2 separate regions of the Homo sapiens genome follow, and region 2 is linked to region 1. A link is a loop called in an ENCODE intact Hi-C map of the cell type or tissue named here. Cell type or tissue: HepG2. All regions are shown on one strand. Links, peaks and the distances in the headings refer to the core of each region. The heading gives the core; the rest is flanking DNA.

Region 1 (7,571 bases), core at 1,349-6,348:
TTTATTTAGCTCAAAAATTTTTTGGTCAATAATTTGGGCTGTTTTCAGCTAGGTGGTTCTGCAGATATGGGCTGGATTCAGTTAATCTTTACTGTGACCTACCCATGTCAGTGATTGGCTGTTGGGTTAGCTGGTGGCTGGTTAGCTGTCTGGTGGCTGAGTAGTTGTGTGCTGAGACGTGGTCTTGTATCTTCCAGTAAACTAGCCTGAGCTCATTCATATTATGGCAATGTTCTGCACGTAACAAGCCAGTAAGCCTCAATGCACAAATGTTTTTCAAGATACTGCTTCTTGTATTGCATCTGATAATGTTGTATGGGCCAAAACAAGTCATTTGGCTATCCAGATTAAAAGGTGGAACAAAAGACTGCGTTTATGATGGAATGAATGGGAAAGAACAGAGAATTGTGGGTACTTTCACTATTCACCACAATGATATTTATTATCATGTTTTTAAAAGATTGAGAGAATTTCTGTTTTATATCTATGTTAGGATCAGGGAGCTAGGAAAAAATTAAAAAGGATAAGTACATAGGTTATGGGGAATAACTGATGAAATGAGATTTCTAAGAGGGCAAGAGCTGCTGTGATTCAGAGTACACAAGGAGAATTCACCTTTTACAAAGCGAAAGTTTTTTTCATTCATCTTTCCTTAGAATGAGGGAAAGGGAATGAAGATGATACTACCAAAATTCACTTTCCTGGTAATCTCAATTTTCCTTGGAGTAAAGAAATCTAGGCCATCTGTTGAGCATAATGGGAGAAATAGTAGGTTAAGGGTTTGTGGAGAATGTAAAGTTTTTGGAAAAGCTGTTCATCAGAACAGTAGAGGAAGCCAAGGTCCAAACAACAACAACAAAAAAGAAAACACAAATCAACCAACCAAAAAATCGAGAGGTGCAGGACCCAGCTGAGACTATAGACATTGAACTTGTGCTTTCACCAGTCTACAGTGACTCAGCCAGCCCATATGTGAATTGAGAAAACCTCCCCTTCTGCAGGGGAATTCAGTGCAGGGGAAACCAGCCCCACTCAGCTTGCGCCCTTGTACAGGATGGTTTGCAAAATAGGTGCTGTGGTCCTATTAAAAAGTGGTATCAATTTTCTTTTTCTTATAGCAACTTTTGGTAGACTAGGTCTAGAAACATAATGGCAGTTGCTGGGATTGGTTTAAGAATGAAGGTTTGCTAAGTTGATTGGCAAGAGAGGATTGGCAAGAAACCACAATAGCTAGAATGTTGGCAATGCTGGCAAGAAGGTTGAGATTGAACAAAGTATTACTGAAACTTAAAAAATAGGGGATGAGGGGTGTGAGACTGGATAGCAAGAGAGGGGCTTCGTCATGAAGGAAGTATCTGTAGTTCATGGTAGACACAAAGAAACCAGTGATGAGGTCTTGAGCATAGGTGATCAGATTTTAAAAGTTCAATCTGGTGATAGGTTAAATAGGCTGCAACTACAAGTAAGAACACCAGAAAAGATTATTTAATGTGTTCAGGTAAGAAAGGCTGAGAATCTTCCCTGTAGCATTACAAGCATTCATCAGAGAGAAGAGGACAAATCAATAATAGCTAAGTTTAGGAGGCCGAGCTGCCATTATGCAATGATTGGTATGTGACGACAAGGGAGAATCTGGGGTTTCTGCCTCATGTAGCTGTACAGATTCAGGAGGAAGAGCACAACTATATACGATCCACATCTGGTGCTGTCAGAATCTCAGAAAGTATTCAAGATACTAGGTAGCAGATCAGTCACTTCAGTTTTTATTCAAATGCTTTGAAATCTCATAGAAACATCAGGGAAAATTGAATATATATACAGGAGCAGTTTATTTTAGATTTACAGGCAGTAAAAATACAAGGCAGTTCTACAATAGAGATTGGTTGTTAAAATAATTGATGGTCTCTATTACATAGGATCTGAGGGTGAATTTATGATTAGGATCATCTACTTACCTAATGATAGGAGCACATTTCATCTTCTGTTACTGAGATTATTGTGAATGTTTTCCAGAGTTCCAGATAGCCTTTCTAGGAGAAGAGAGTTTTGAAAATGACTTTAGAGAGAGTGTATGGCAAGGGGGGCTCAGGGAACCAGCATAGTTCTGGGTATTGGAAAACATGGTCATTGGTAGCTCTAGAGAGGTGTTTGAAGCAAAGGAATCAATAAAGATGAGGTAAGAAATAAATGGTAAAGAAAACCTAGAACAGCCTTGAGGGAGAAGGAGTTAGAGCATCAGTAACAAACCTTGAGAACAACATAGAGGGTTATGAATGGTAGAGGAAGAAGAGATGGAAATAATTTGTGTTAAATAGATGCCAATAGGGAAGTTTGGGATCACTAATAAGGGATTTACAGGAAGAGGTAAAATGAAGGACTGATTCTGAGCTACTGACTGAGAATTTGACAGGTGCCCATGTATTCTTTCTGCATACATATTTTCATGCCTTTACTTCCTCTTTTTAAAAATTTATTAATTAGAGAAACTCAGGAAAATCAATCTTTTTATAAAAAAAGAATCCTTCACCCCTGAGAATTTTATAAAATATGGTGTCACATTTTTATATTGGTACAAATTAGGATACATCGTGGCATATTTGCAAGTTAGAAAGGAATATGTTGCATATACTTATTAATATATTAAGAAAATATAATAAAAATTATGTGCAGATTAATATAAACATGGTAAACATCTTTAGACTTTTCAGAGCCTTTCTCTTAGAAGTTCCTTAAAAATCAATGTTTTAAATATATTAAAAAGTATAATAAAATTCTGAGATATTTATATTAGGTAAAATATTAATTAATGTAGTAGAATGTTTGGTCATTAGAAGCCATAGTTTTGAGGAAATTGGAGAGGTTAGTCTTTTCCTCTGAATGAGACCCTAACAGTTACAGCTCTATGGTCTTAGCATAGTGATAATTTGGTGAATAATCAATCAGGGTAAATAACTGAGTTTGTCATATACATTAAAGTTATTTGGAAACAGCAGAACTGAAAAGGTAATGAGAGTTTTGTGACTGCTGTTATTAATTTACAGAATTCTTTACCAAACAGCTATTCCAGGCATAGTACAACATGCAAAGACACACTACACAGTCTAGAAATGTTTCTATATTCTTTTCATTAGGAGAGATCAATCATAGGAAACAATTAGAGAAGACTTTTCTTTGTGGTAAAAAAAAAAATTCCCTGGATACACTATTTACCCTAAAAGAACAATTTCTTAAACATTAATTATGTATTTAACTAAAATGATTGCATAACTCCAAATAAGACATTGTCATGCTTGTAGTGACAGAAACATTCAGCTGCCCAGCTAGTAGTGTTTGGATTTAAATATATCTCTAACCAAATGCATCAGTTACATAAACATTGGCTAAGCAGAGTTGTTTCTAAATAAAACTTATACGAGTGAATTGCTAAGCTTTCTTCTTCCATTTGATTCAATTCTGCTTGACTTTTAATTATCTCTGATTTTCCCATATTCTGGGTTACGCCAATATATTCAGGTGTTATTTATGTAGCAAGAATTCTTCCGTGTTGCAAAGATACAAATTCACATATAAAAGAAAAGAATATTTTGGGTATGTTTACTTAGAAACTTGGAAGTTTGGGATGAGTGTTTGAATTTGCCAGTTTTAAATATTTTTAGAGATTAAAACTATATGACATGAAAACCTCTGCATTAGGTCTGATGGAAATCTTAAAATGTTATAAGCAAAATCAAGAAATATCTTTTACTTTATTTGTAAAGTTTTGCTAAGTTTGATTGTTATGTTTATATACATTTTCCTGCTATGTGCTTAATGAATATCTATATGTAAATCTTAATATTTATTGATATTTTGAATGATTGATATTCCCTAAATTCTTTATTAGACATGCATGTTTATTATTTCTTTTATATATTGACATAATCAAATCAATGACTTTTAAGGGAAAGTTCTGTTTAAAAGGTGTTCAAAGTATTTATAACTTCAGTGCTTATCTTAAAGTACTAGATGATTTTTAAAATGGCACAAGACTACCTACATCCAGTTGTTTCACAGGCTCTCCCTAGCTTCTCTTGTAAAATGATGAATTGTTCTTTATTTCCTCTTTATTTGGTTTCTTTATTTCCTCTTTATTTGGATTGGTGGGTTTCCTTGTTTCAGGTGGATTGTATTTGTAAAGTGTTCGGGCTTCTTTTGACACAAAAGAGAGCCTATTTCTTCCAGCATGACCCAAATCATTTGTTAAATGTTCATTATATGTTCATGTTAAATGTTCATTCTGGCAAATAATTAGGAAAAATAAGCTAAAACTTCCTGTTTAATTTGGACTTTGCTTTCACTCTCTCAATTTATCATTCTGTGTTGACATTGGGTGTTTCATCATTTGAATTCCAGGCACTTTTCCAAGTTCACAGCATGTAGGAGTTAAGTAGTAGAAACTCTCAGAATTTTAAACACTTGAAGTGTGTTAAAGTTTTTTTAAGACTTGTAGTCGTTATTATAATATCATCCTTTATATTCTTACAATAGAAGAAAATAATTTTCCAAAGTGAAATTTGCAATTTATACTGATGGTGATTTAAATCTTTCCAAATCACACAATTCAAAATTAAGATAACTATTTTAGATGCTGTCAACGAATTATCTTCCAACTATGCAATACAATTTTACATTGATTTCATTCTGTGGGATAAATGAGGTATAGGATGTAATGCTTCACAGCTTATTTGTATCTTATTTCGAATTCAGAGCAAGGCCTCATTAGCAAAATAGAATTTCCTTCATTTTTGTGGAGGTTTAAGATGCCTCCTTTTGTGTAAATTGTTTGTATAATCGCACAAGTGACAAGAATATTTTGATCGTTTCACAAATAATGTCCTATTTCAATCTGTCTATTTCTCTTTCCTCTAGTTAACTTCTTCTCCCACTACCTCTGAGCAGCTTGCCTGTAAACCACCTGCTTTCTCCTTTGTTTCTCCAACTAATCCGAACACACCACCCGACCCAGTTAACCTCGAGGGAGCCTCTGTCCTAGAGGAGTTCCACACTAGGAGGCTGGATGTCGGTGGGGCCGTGGTGGAAGAATCAGCTACGTATTTTCAAACTACCGCTCACTCTACACCCTTTTCTGCATCGAAGGGCACCTCCTCGACGTTACTGTTTCCCCATTCCACTCAACTATCAGGTTCTAATTTACCCAGTTCAACTGCAGCAGATCCAAAGCCTGGACTGACCTCTGAAGTTCTCAAGAAGACAACTTTAACCTCGCATGTCCTTAGTCACGGAGAAAGTCCGAGAACCTCTTCTTCTCCACCGTCCTCCAGTGCTTCTCTGAAGTCGAATTCGGCCTCGTACATACCAGTCCGCATTGTCACGCATTCACTCTCTCCGAGCCCCAAACCATTTACCTCCTCTTTCCACGGCTCTTCTTCCACCATCTGCAGCCAAATGTCATCTAGTGGAAATCTTTCAAAGTCAGGGGTAAAATCCCCGGTGCCTTCCCGGCTTGCCCTTCTCACTGCCATTCTCAAGTCAAACCCTTCCCACCAAAGACCCTTTTCCCCTGCATCCTGTCCCACCTTCTCTCTCAACTCCCCGGCCTCTTCCACGCTCACACTTGACCAAAAAGAAAAGCAGACCCCACCCACGCCTAAAAAATCTCTCTCAAGTTGTTCCCTGAGAGCCGGGTCACCAGATCAAGGGGAACTCCAGGTTTCTGAATTGACCCAGCAATCTTTTCACCTGCCTGTTTTCACCAAGTCTACTCCGCTTTCTCAGGCGCCCTCCCTCTCTCCTACAAAACAGGCTAGTAGCAGCCTTGCTTCCATGAATGTAGAGAGAACACCATCACCTACTTTGAAGAGCAATACCATGCTCTCCCTGCTACAAACCAGTACATCCAGTTCTGTGGGTCTTCCTCCTGTTCCACCAAGCTCTTCTCTTTCCTCTTTGAAGAGTAAACAGGATGGTGACCTCAGGGGTCCAGAAAACCCCAGAAACATTCACACGTACCCTTCTACATTAGCCTCCTCTGCATTATCTTCTCTATCTCCTCCTATTAATCAAAGAGCTACGTTCTCTTCTTCAGAGAAATGTTTCCATCCTTCCCCAGCTCTTTCAAGCCTGATAAACAGATCTAAAAGAGCATCATCCCAACTATCTGGCCAGGAGCTGAATCCTTCAGCTCTTCCTTCACTCCCTGTCTCCAGTGCTGACTTTGCCTCTCTTCCCAACTTGAGGTCCTCCTCTCTCCCTCATGCCAATCTGCCCACCCTGGTGCCCCAGCTCAGTCCCTCAGCTCTGCACCCACATTGCGGCAGTGGTACCTTGCCTTCAAGACTTGGGAAATCTGAAAGCACCACCCCCAACCACAGGTCACCTGTTTCAACCCCATCACTTCCCATATCTCTAACAAGGACAGAGGAGCTGATTTCACCTTGTGCATTGTCCATGTCAACAGGCCCAGAAAATAAGAAATCAAAGGTATTTTTTGCATGTTGCATGGTGCATGCTTATTTTGAAACAGGGAAGAATCTTTTTTTTTTCCCCAAGGCAGAAATCAATAATTATAGTATTAATTGTACTCCTACAAGGAGGAAGAAAAAGTGCAAGACGGTACCAGGACTTGGTATATTTGAATGTGTAAATGAATTATAATCTGTATAGAATTATGTGTTTCAGTCAAATCCTTTGATTTTGAAAATCCTCTTTCTCTTCCTAACTTCTTATATCTATGACTCCAAGGGTATTATTTTTCCTCAGACATAATATGAGTTATATCATTGGCCCTAATGACAGAATTAAAAGCAAGTAGTAGAGATTCAGGACTATGATATGTTTCTGATTGTTTATTAACAGGGACCCTAGCATCCATCCAAATATCCTGTACTGATGGAATAGTAGACAGGATTAATATAAAATGGAATATTATCTTAGATCTAGGCCTGTGACATAGCCAAGCACGTTCTCGTAGCAGAAAGCAACTCTACACTAAGGCATGCTGGCTTCCCAACTATTCTCAAGTAATTCAGATTGTGGATCACCCATACCCAGAATTTGATAGCTGTTATATCAATAAAACAAAACAGTTAAAGTGCCTGCATAAGAAGGGGTGGTGATTTTCAGCTCAGCACATTGAAATAATGTAGTTTTAGAGCTTTGAAATACCATGGAGAGTATGTTTCACTGTCACTTTTCAGATGATGAATGTCACGTTGAAGGGATAAAGTGACCCTCATTATCTTGTAAATGATGTCACAAAACAATTCAAGTCAAAAACATGCATTAAATACCTGCTATATGTGTACCACTATACTAGCTTTCTTTAGAGTGTGTGTGGTTTCTTTTAAAGGGAAGTAAGAGATTTTTTTTGTCTTAGAATAATTCAATTTTAATCAGTAGAAAAAAATATACACAATTTGGAGAGGCTATATACAGTTATTAAATCTACAGTACAGCTAGAAAACCAATATAAGGCAAAATTAATTGTGTAAGTCAGATTATAAATAATCATCAACTGAGTTCAATATAACAGGAGTAATGTGATGGAACATGGTTAGTAAGGGAAGTTATAA
Region 2 (7,571 bases), core at 1,710-6,709, 69 kb after region 1:
AGGAACTGCCTGGACGTTTTTTTTTTTTTTTTTTTTTTTTTTGGCAGCACTTAATGGAGGAATATTGTTCTCATGTGTATACTCTATGGCATGACTTCATGCACAATTGGATGTTACTTATTCATTTTTCCCCTTGAGAAAAATCAGAGTTTCTTAAGTGGGAGATATTTCTCAGTTTGGGGAAGATAGAGACTTGTCTCAATCTGTATTTTCCCAGTTGTCATATACATGAAAGACCAAATATCTGTTGAAGAAAGTATTGCAGAGTGACATTTATTCAAGACTCAAAATATATCAGGTGCTTTATAGAGCAGAGAGATAGATGTAGTCCCTTAAGGCTTAACTTGTGAGCATCAGCATTGACTGAAAAGAGCTAATTTACCATTTTCCAAAAGGAAATGGGGTTGAGAAGAATGATTGCAGCAAAAGTGCTTAAACAGAAAGAGCATCACAGCTTTTTATTAAATTATTGTTTGGGATGTTTTTGCAAACGTCAATCTTTCTGTGACATTTTACGGGGTAACAAGATTTTGGTGTTTGTGAAACATCACATTTTGAAATTACCCCAAACTAGAGTTCTCCTGCCTCTCTTTGTCAAATCGACACTGGGTACAAGCTTAAGAATCTCGAGTGACTGATGTATTAGCTAAAATTCTTTGGATTGCAAGTGACAAAAGTAAAGTTGAGTTAAATAAAAAGGTGTGTGTGTGAGGGAATCTGGTGTAAAAGAAAAGGAAAGAACGTCAGGAAAGGAAATTCATGTAGGCCCCTGGAATGTTTGGGGAGTCAATTCTGGAAAGCCCTCTGGTGTCTCTCCTTTCTGGGCTGCCCCTCCATGCACTTTGCTCTAACCTTCTTGATCTCAGCATATCTGCTTTTTAGGTCATGTTAAGGCTTTCCTGTAGCTTCTACATGACATACTTTAATTTCAGTCTCCCACAGTTACTGCACAACAGTTTAAATCCCTGTTCCACGTTATTGGGAGAGACAATCTATTTGCCACCCACCCTCCACTCTTTTAGGTCAGAAAGCCACCTCAGTTCATAATATGAACATGGCATCTGGGGGCCCAGCTTTGTAGATTTTGGGGCATGGAGGGTGAGCAGTTTCCAGAAAAAGAAAGTTGTCATGGGCTTGGTGGATATACCAAAGTCATCTATGCTATCATGCCCAGAATGCTGCCTGACACAGAGAAGACTCTCAATAAATACTTAGCAAATGAAATATGTGTTGACCAAATGCACCAGCAAGGGTAGAACATGTTTGCATTTTGAATGTTACAATAGTAGAGCTTTATGAACTGATTGCTGTTATAGTTAAATTTTAACTAAACTTATATTAGTTAAAATCATTTGACTTCAGGCTGTTTTTATGCATTTTTGAAATCATTTTAAAATTAAAAAAATATAATTTTCTGTGAGAACAGCATTGAATGACTTAACAATAAACATATTTGTTCATTTTAATAGTGTTTTTTTCCTGTTTTTAAAATATTTATTTTACATTCATGAAGACTAAGCCTGGAGTAATTCGCCCAGTACCTGTAAAATCCAGAATATTACTGAAAAAAGAGGAGGAAGTCTATGAACCCAACCCTTTCAGTAAATACTTGGAAGATAACAGCGACCTCTTTTCTGAACAGGTGAGCACATACAAGAGAAAATGTTTGCTATTTTGATAAATATAAATATATATAAAATATATATAAATATATAAATATATTTTGATAAATATAAAATAAAGATGTCTCTATGAATATAGTATGCGTAAGAACATGTTCATTTGATTGGAATATATTTGGTAATGAAAAATGCTTGCATAATAAATAGAAGTTGCTAAATAATTCAAGAATAATATTTTGAAGCATTTTAATGTGTTTTTTTTTTTTTCTAAAACTTGTCTATCTAGTGCTGGTATTGTTTTGGAGACCAAGATGTTGCTCTCTATAAAGACATCACAAAATCACTGATTGGATGGGTCATATAGGTGTTGCATTCTTATTTCTAAAATCCTGCTTCCAGCTGGATACAGTGGCTCATGTCTATAATCCCAGCACTTTGGGAAGCCAAGGCAGGAGTATTGCTTGACCCCAGGAGTTTGAGACAAGCCTGGGCAACATGGTAAAACCCCATCTCTACAACAAATTAAAAAAAATATATAGCTGGGTATGGTGGCGTGTGCCTGTGGTCCCAGCTACTTGGCAGGCTGAAGTGGGAGAATTGTTGAAGCCCAGGCGGTTGAGGCTCCAGTGAGCAAGTAATCATGCCACTGCACTCCAGCCTGGGTGACAGAGCAAGACCCTGTCTCAAAAAATAAAATAAAATCTTGCCTCCTTTTGAAGAGATGGAATATTTTAGATTTGGTATACTGAAGTTGACAAAAGTCCTGTTTAGATTCATATTAACAGAGACGATGCAGTCTCCCAGATTGGGAAGTAATAGTAACAGAATCGGGGATCAAGTCATATTTAGGATTTGTTGTTCATTTTGTTTATGTTTGAAAAGTCTATACTAGATTCTCCTTATATATGTTGAAGGAGGTATAATGGAGAATTGTCAATGGTGCTTTATATTTGTGAAAAATATGAAAATACACATTTATGCAATATAAAACTTCATAATGAATAGCAGAGATTTTAAATCTTTGTCATATTAAAATGCAGCAAAGAGTATGGGCTATATATTTTATTGAGAGATTGAAATATGAAATTAATAAGCAATGTAAGATATTCAGAAAACTTTCTGAATACAGTCAGGACATGTAAGATCATCATATTTTATAATCCATAATAAAATAGATTTAGGAATATAAGGTGTTATGCTCTTTTTAAAATTTTAGTTTGAAAATAATAACTAACAATATTCTTGAAAATATAAATTATAATTACATTTATATTTATATTTATAAAACATAAAGAATCTCTTATCTGATGTGTTAGCTCTGTGACCATGGGCAAGTGGTGTTATCTCTCTAGGCTTCAGTTTCTTTCTTTCTTCCTTTCTTTTTTTTTTTGAGATGGAGTTTCGCTCTGTTGTCTAGGCTGGAGCTCAATGGCGCCATCTCGGCTCACTGCAACCTCCGCCTCTTGGGTTCAAGCGATTCTCCTGCCTCAGCTTCCTGAGTAGCTGGGATTACAGGCGCCTGCCACCACTCCCGGCTAATTTTTGTAATTTTAGTAGAGACAGGGTTTCACCATGCCGGCCAGGCTGGTCTCAAACTCGTGACCTCAGGCGATCTGCCGGCCTCCGCCTCCCAAAGTGCTGGGATTACAGCCGTGAGCCACCGCGCCCGGCTGGCTTCAGTTTCTTAATGCACAAAATGAGGTGTTCAGATTAGGTACCTTTTAAGGATCCTTTAAACACTAAAATTTGCATTACTTAAAATCTATGATTAACCATAACTGGGTCTGAAATCCCTATGTAACCTTGAAAAAGTTCATTACAAATACTTTTTATGATTAGTTCTAGTTTTTATTTACAAAATTCAGATGAAAATATTTTCCATTGATTTATATACACTTTCTGAGAAGGCTATGATTTATAAGTCTGATTTTTTTAGAAGGCATTGATATGATCAAAAATGATAATTAGAGGCAATTATTTTAATTTTCTGGAATAAAATTATAGACCTCAAATTAAATTAAATAGGGAAATTTTGTTGATATATAAGGTTGCCTTCACTAATTCCATACATAACAGAAATGGAAACTCCTGTGGGGAAAACATTTTTTTATCATTAACAAAAGCACTTATGAAATATCTATTGCTTGTATGACACTAATATTTTAGTGGCTTTTAGTATGAAGTTTTAGACAGTATGGGATAATTATAAAATGTTTATAAAAATAATTTAGCAGTTATATGAAAATCAAACCACTAACAGTTAAATTTCACATATTATCCATGGAACCTACATTGTTCAAAATATGATCCAATGCTGGAAGATAATAACTTTATTCTTCTGTGTGAGTATAATTTTAAATTCATGCATTTTACTTCAAGCAAGACTCCTTGTAGAGTATTGAGTTAATCTACCTGTAATTTACGACATGTACTGTCTACTGAAATGATAAATTCCATTTTCAAGTGCAGAAAATTCTTGTCATTAAAAATAATTGCCATTTCTTTTCGTTGCTTTTTCTGACTATAAAGTAAGTTTAAAGCTCTTTTTACATTACAACATAAATCTATTTATTTCTAAATACTTGGCTGAAAATTTGACCTATTTTGCAAATCTTAAGTTACCACAGACCTAATCTTATCTATATTTTCTTTCAACCAATTTATCCTCATTTGTATCCCCATTTGAATGTGGAACATGAGAAGTAATAGCAGACAATGCACTGTCAGAATTGAAAGAAGCCTAGCATACCACTTAAAAGTGAATTCCAAAGGTCCCCTGGCCTTATTCATTGACCTGGCATGAAAGGGAAAGATAAGATAGAACCTTGGGACCACTGAACACCTGGGAAACGGCATGTACTGTCAACTGGCCTTTTTATGTTGAGCTTTAACTATCATCTCATTGTGTCCAGAATCTACAATGGAGAGATACCAAAACAGCTCTCAAGGGTAGATGCTTACGTCTGCTTAAAAAATAACTTGAATAATAAAATGTATAATCTCAGCATTGCTACTTCATCAGAACCTCAATAGAAGAAAGTGTACTCAAATTCATTTCTAGTCACTATTGTCTTCTCTTACACTGCTGCCACAGAATAAATTGAATGGTTCCAAACTCAGCTGATCTCATCCACCCATGTAATGGAAAATTCTTTAGCCAGACAGTTGGGCCAAATGGAAGTAGCTCACAGTCACTAATCTGCCTTGTACTGGGGACAGTTCCACATGACAGGAGATGTTGGATGGGATTGTTAAGTCAATAAATTTTTCCTAGCAGCTTCACTGCCATTAGATATGATTTCAAAATTCTGTTACAAAATGTCAGACACTAAAGATGATAATGAGACCTGACAGAAATGTATTTACTGTAGTTCAAAAAGGTGCAGCTGGGCAGCCTTTTGACCTGATTATGAGCTGAAAATTTGCCTGGAAACAGCTGCTGAGTTCTAACAGCCAAGTTTGAAACCAAATGCATAATCAAGTCATCGAAATTTACTAGCCAACAACTTTTACATCAAAGTGGCATAGGCCAGGAAGCATCATTGTATATTAGATTTTTTTTTAAAAAAACGAAACCTTCAAAATGAAGATTATGCTTTTCTGAAATTGTCTTCGTTCATTATTAATTAATAATTAATCTTCACTCGTTATTCAGTTAATTTATTATTGTGCCAATTTGTGGTGCTTTTCAGTTATTACAAAATGTCCTCACACTTTGCCATAAATCTATGGATTTAAAAACTGTGGTGGTGTGTTTAAAGCATATTTTTATTGATAACTAAAAGTAGAGCTGGAAAATAATTAGCAAAATTCATTGGACTAATGGGCATCCAGAAGACATACAGGCTCAGAAAAGCAATTTGCTGATGAGAATGAAGATGCTAAAGAGCTGAATGGTATTTAGTTTATTCTGACTATTTATGAATTTGCAAAATATATTGCTTGTTTTCTGATCATTTAATATGTGTAATTAGATAAAGAGGATTTCATTGAAGATTTTTGGTTTAATATAAAAGGGCAATAATTCACCTCATTTACATAAAGTGTTATGTAAAAATCCTCTCTTTATAAATTAATAATGCAACTCATAGTATTAGATATATTGATACTTTCTTAAAGCCCTAAGGAAATGTGTGAAAAAAGGTTTTGGATAGAATTAAAGGGAGAATATTGTTTCATCTGATTTTCCAAGAAATATTTTTCTTTTTTTTTTCCGTTTGTGAGAAATAACACTTTCCAGCATGTATGCCTCTTAAAATTTATTTTTCTTCTACTCTGTTTAAATGGGAGAGAGAACATATTTTCTATGAAGATGACCATTTAGAGAATTTCCTCTGTGCTACCTCACAGAGAACATAAAAGGGTAATTATAGAGACTTTTCCTTGTTATAGTATTTCATTCCCGCTTTTCTTCTGAGTTTTTTTTAGACATCTGACTTGCCTCTTTTCCCTACCAAAATGACTATGCTTGACATTCAACTTTGATGATTATGTCAGTGACTTTCAGGTTTCTATCTAATGATTCATCAAGTTGTATTTCAACTGTGACCTTCAACTTCCCTTCTTTATGTCACCCACATGTTAATATTACAGGATAAATACCTTTGTCGTAGGTGAAACTGACAATACTGCCTTTTACTCTCTCTGAAAAACTCTGGCTTTGTCACAAACTACCACTTTTTCAACATTTGTTTCTCAATCAAGATGGCCCATATTCTTCTGTCATAAAATCATCTTTTATAATTGCTAACATTTTATTGAGAAATATTTTGGGGTAAATGTTTAAATGAACCTTTTTAGGTGTAGAAATGAATTAGTGGTTTGCTAGATTGTTTTAACGAGAGGAAAGCTGCAATTTCTTGTAGTGTTACATTTCTTTGGGAAGGTTTACGAACAGAGATTTGGCTTCTCTAAGTTTTGCCATGTTTTTTTTTTTTAATTTAAGGACTGAAGTCCTTATGAGTTTTCTCTATTTTGCTTTGCTTCCTTCCTTTATATGAAAGATGTAATAGACAATTTAGCATAAACAGGTTATGTTCTATACATAATAGACAAATTATCATCAGCACGATAAACTAGTTTCTTAGTATATATCTTTTTTAAAAATTGTCTTTTTGAGACAATATTTGCCTTTTCCTCCAAAATATAGTTAGATAGGCTCACTTCTTCATACACAGAATTTCCATCACCTCTGCACCCCCCCCCCCTTTTTTGACATTTCTTTTCTCTTGATTTTATGTGTGCATCAAGTTTGGAAAATTGTAACCTATGCTTTAGATTATTCTGTTGGCAATTGTCAGTTGTTAACAGGAATTTCTTTTCCATGCCCCTCTTCAGCTGCCTTATGTAGGAGTAAAAATCTTAAAGAGATTTTTATTTGCTTTTAAAACAGCAAACACCCAAAGAAGACTTATTTGCCACTCTATCATAATGGTCTGAAGCATTATTTGCTTAACAAATAGTTGGTGGATATGTAGTGTCTGTTAATATCCCAATTTACTAGGAAACAATGACCTTTTGAAAGTTTTACGCAAATGTGTTCTATGTTTTGTTAACACATGATGTTTGTATGTATATTTATTCAAGGGAGATTGGCCACTGCCATATTTAGAACCTCTCATACAAAGTACACTCCAGTTTAAAAATAGGTCTTTGTAATCCCAGCACTTTGGGAGGCCGAGGTGGGCGGATCACGAGGTCAGGAGATGAAGACCATCCTGGCTAACACGGTGAAACCCCGTCTCTACTAAAAAAATTACAAAAAATCAGCAGGGTGTGGTGGCGGGTGCCTGTGGTCCCAGCTACTCGGGAGGCTGAGGCGGGAGAATGGCGTGAACCCAGTAGGAGGAGCTTGCAGTGAGCTGAGATCGTGCCACTGCACTCCAGGCTGGGCAACAGAGCGAGACTCCATCTCAAAAAAAATAGGTCTTTGTTAAAATAGAATGTTTT

What was found. Peaks named below come from ENCODE experiments on the same cell type or tissue, not always from the same donor. Only the 100,000 strongest peaks of a DNase experiment are listed, where the experiment ranks them.
Region 2: it touches region 1 in a loop (2.1-fold over the local background); 1 of 110 quality-filtered maps calls a loop at or near these places.

Annotation. Positions count from the first base shown.
Region 1 is chr6:54,131,807-54,139,377 of GRCh38, forward strand. MLIP (muscular LMNA interacting protein) reads left to right here. Exons shown (of 14, transcript NM_001281747.2): 4 at 4,909-6,480. Among named protein-coding and RNA genes, the nearest start is that of MLIP, 24 kb to the left of the region's middle. In HepG2, for the core only: no CTCF peak of the experiment used is centred there; a DNase peak (open chromatin) is centred at 4,375; H3K4me3 peaks cover 298 bases.
Region 2 is chr6:54,200,592-54,208,162 of GRCh38, forward strand. It overlaps MLIP (muscular LMNA interacting protein), which reads left to right. Exons shown (of 14, transcript NM_001281747.2): 11 at 1,514-1,642. Among named protein-coding and RNA genes, the nearest start is that of MLIP, 93 kb to the left of the region's middle. In HepG2, for the core only: no CTCF peak of the experiment used is centred there; DNase peaks (open chromatin) are centred at 4,420 and 4,810.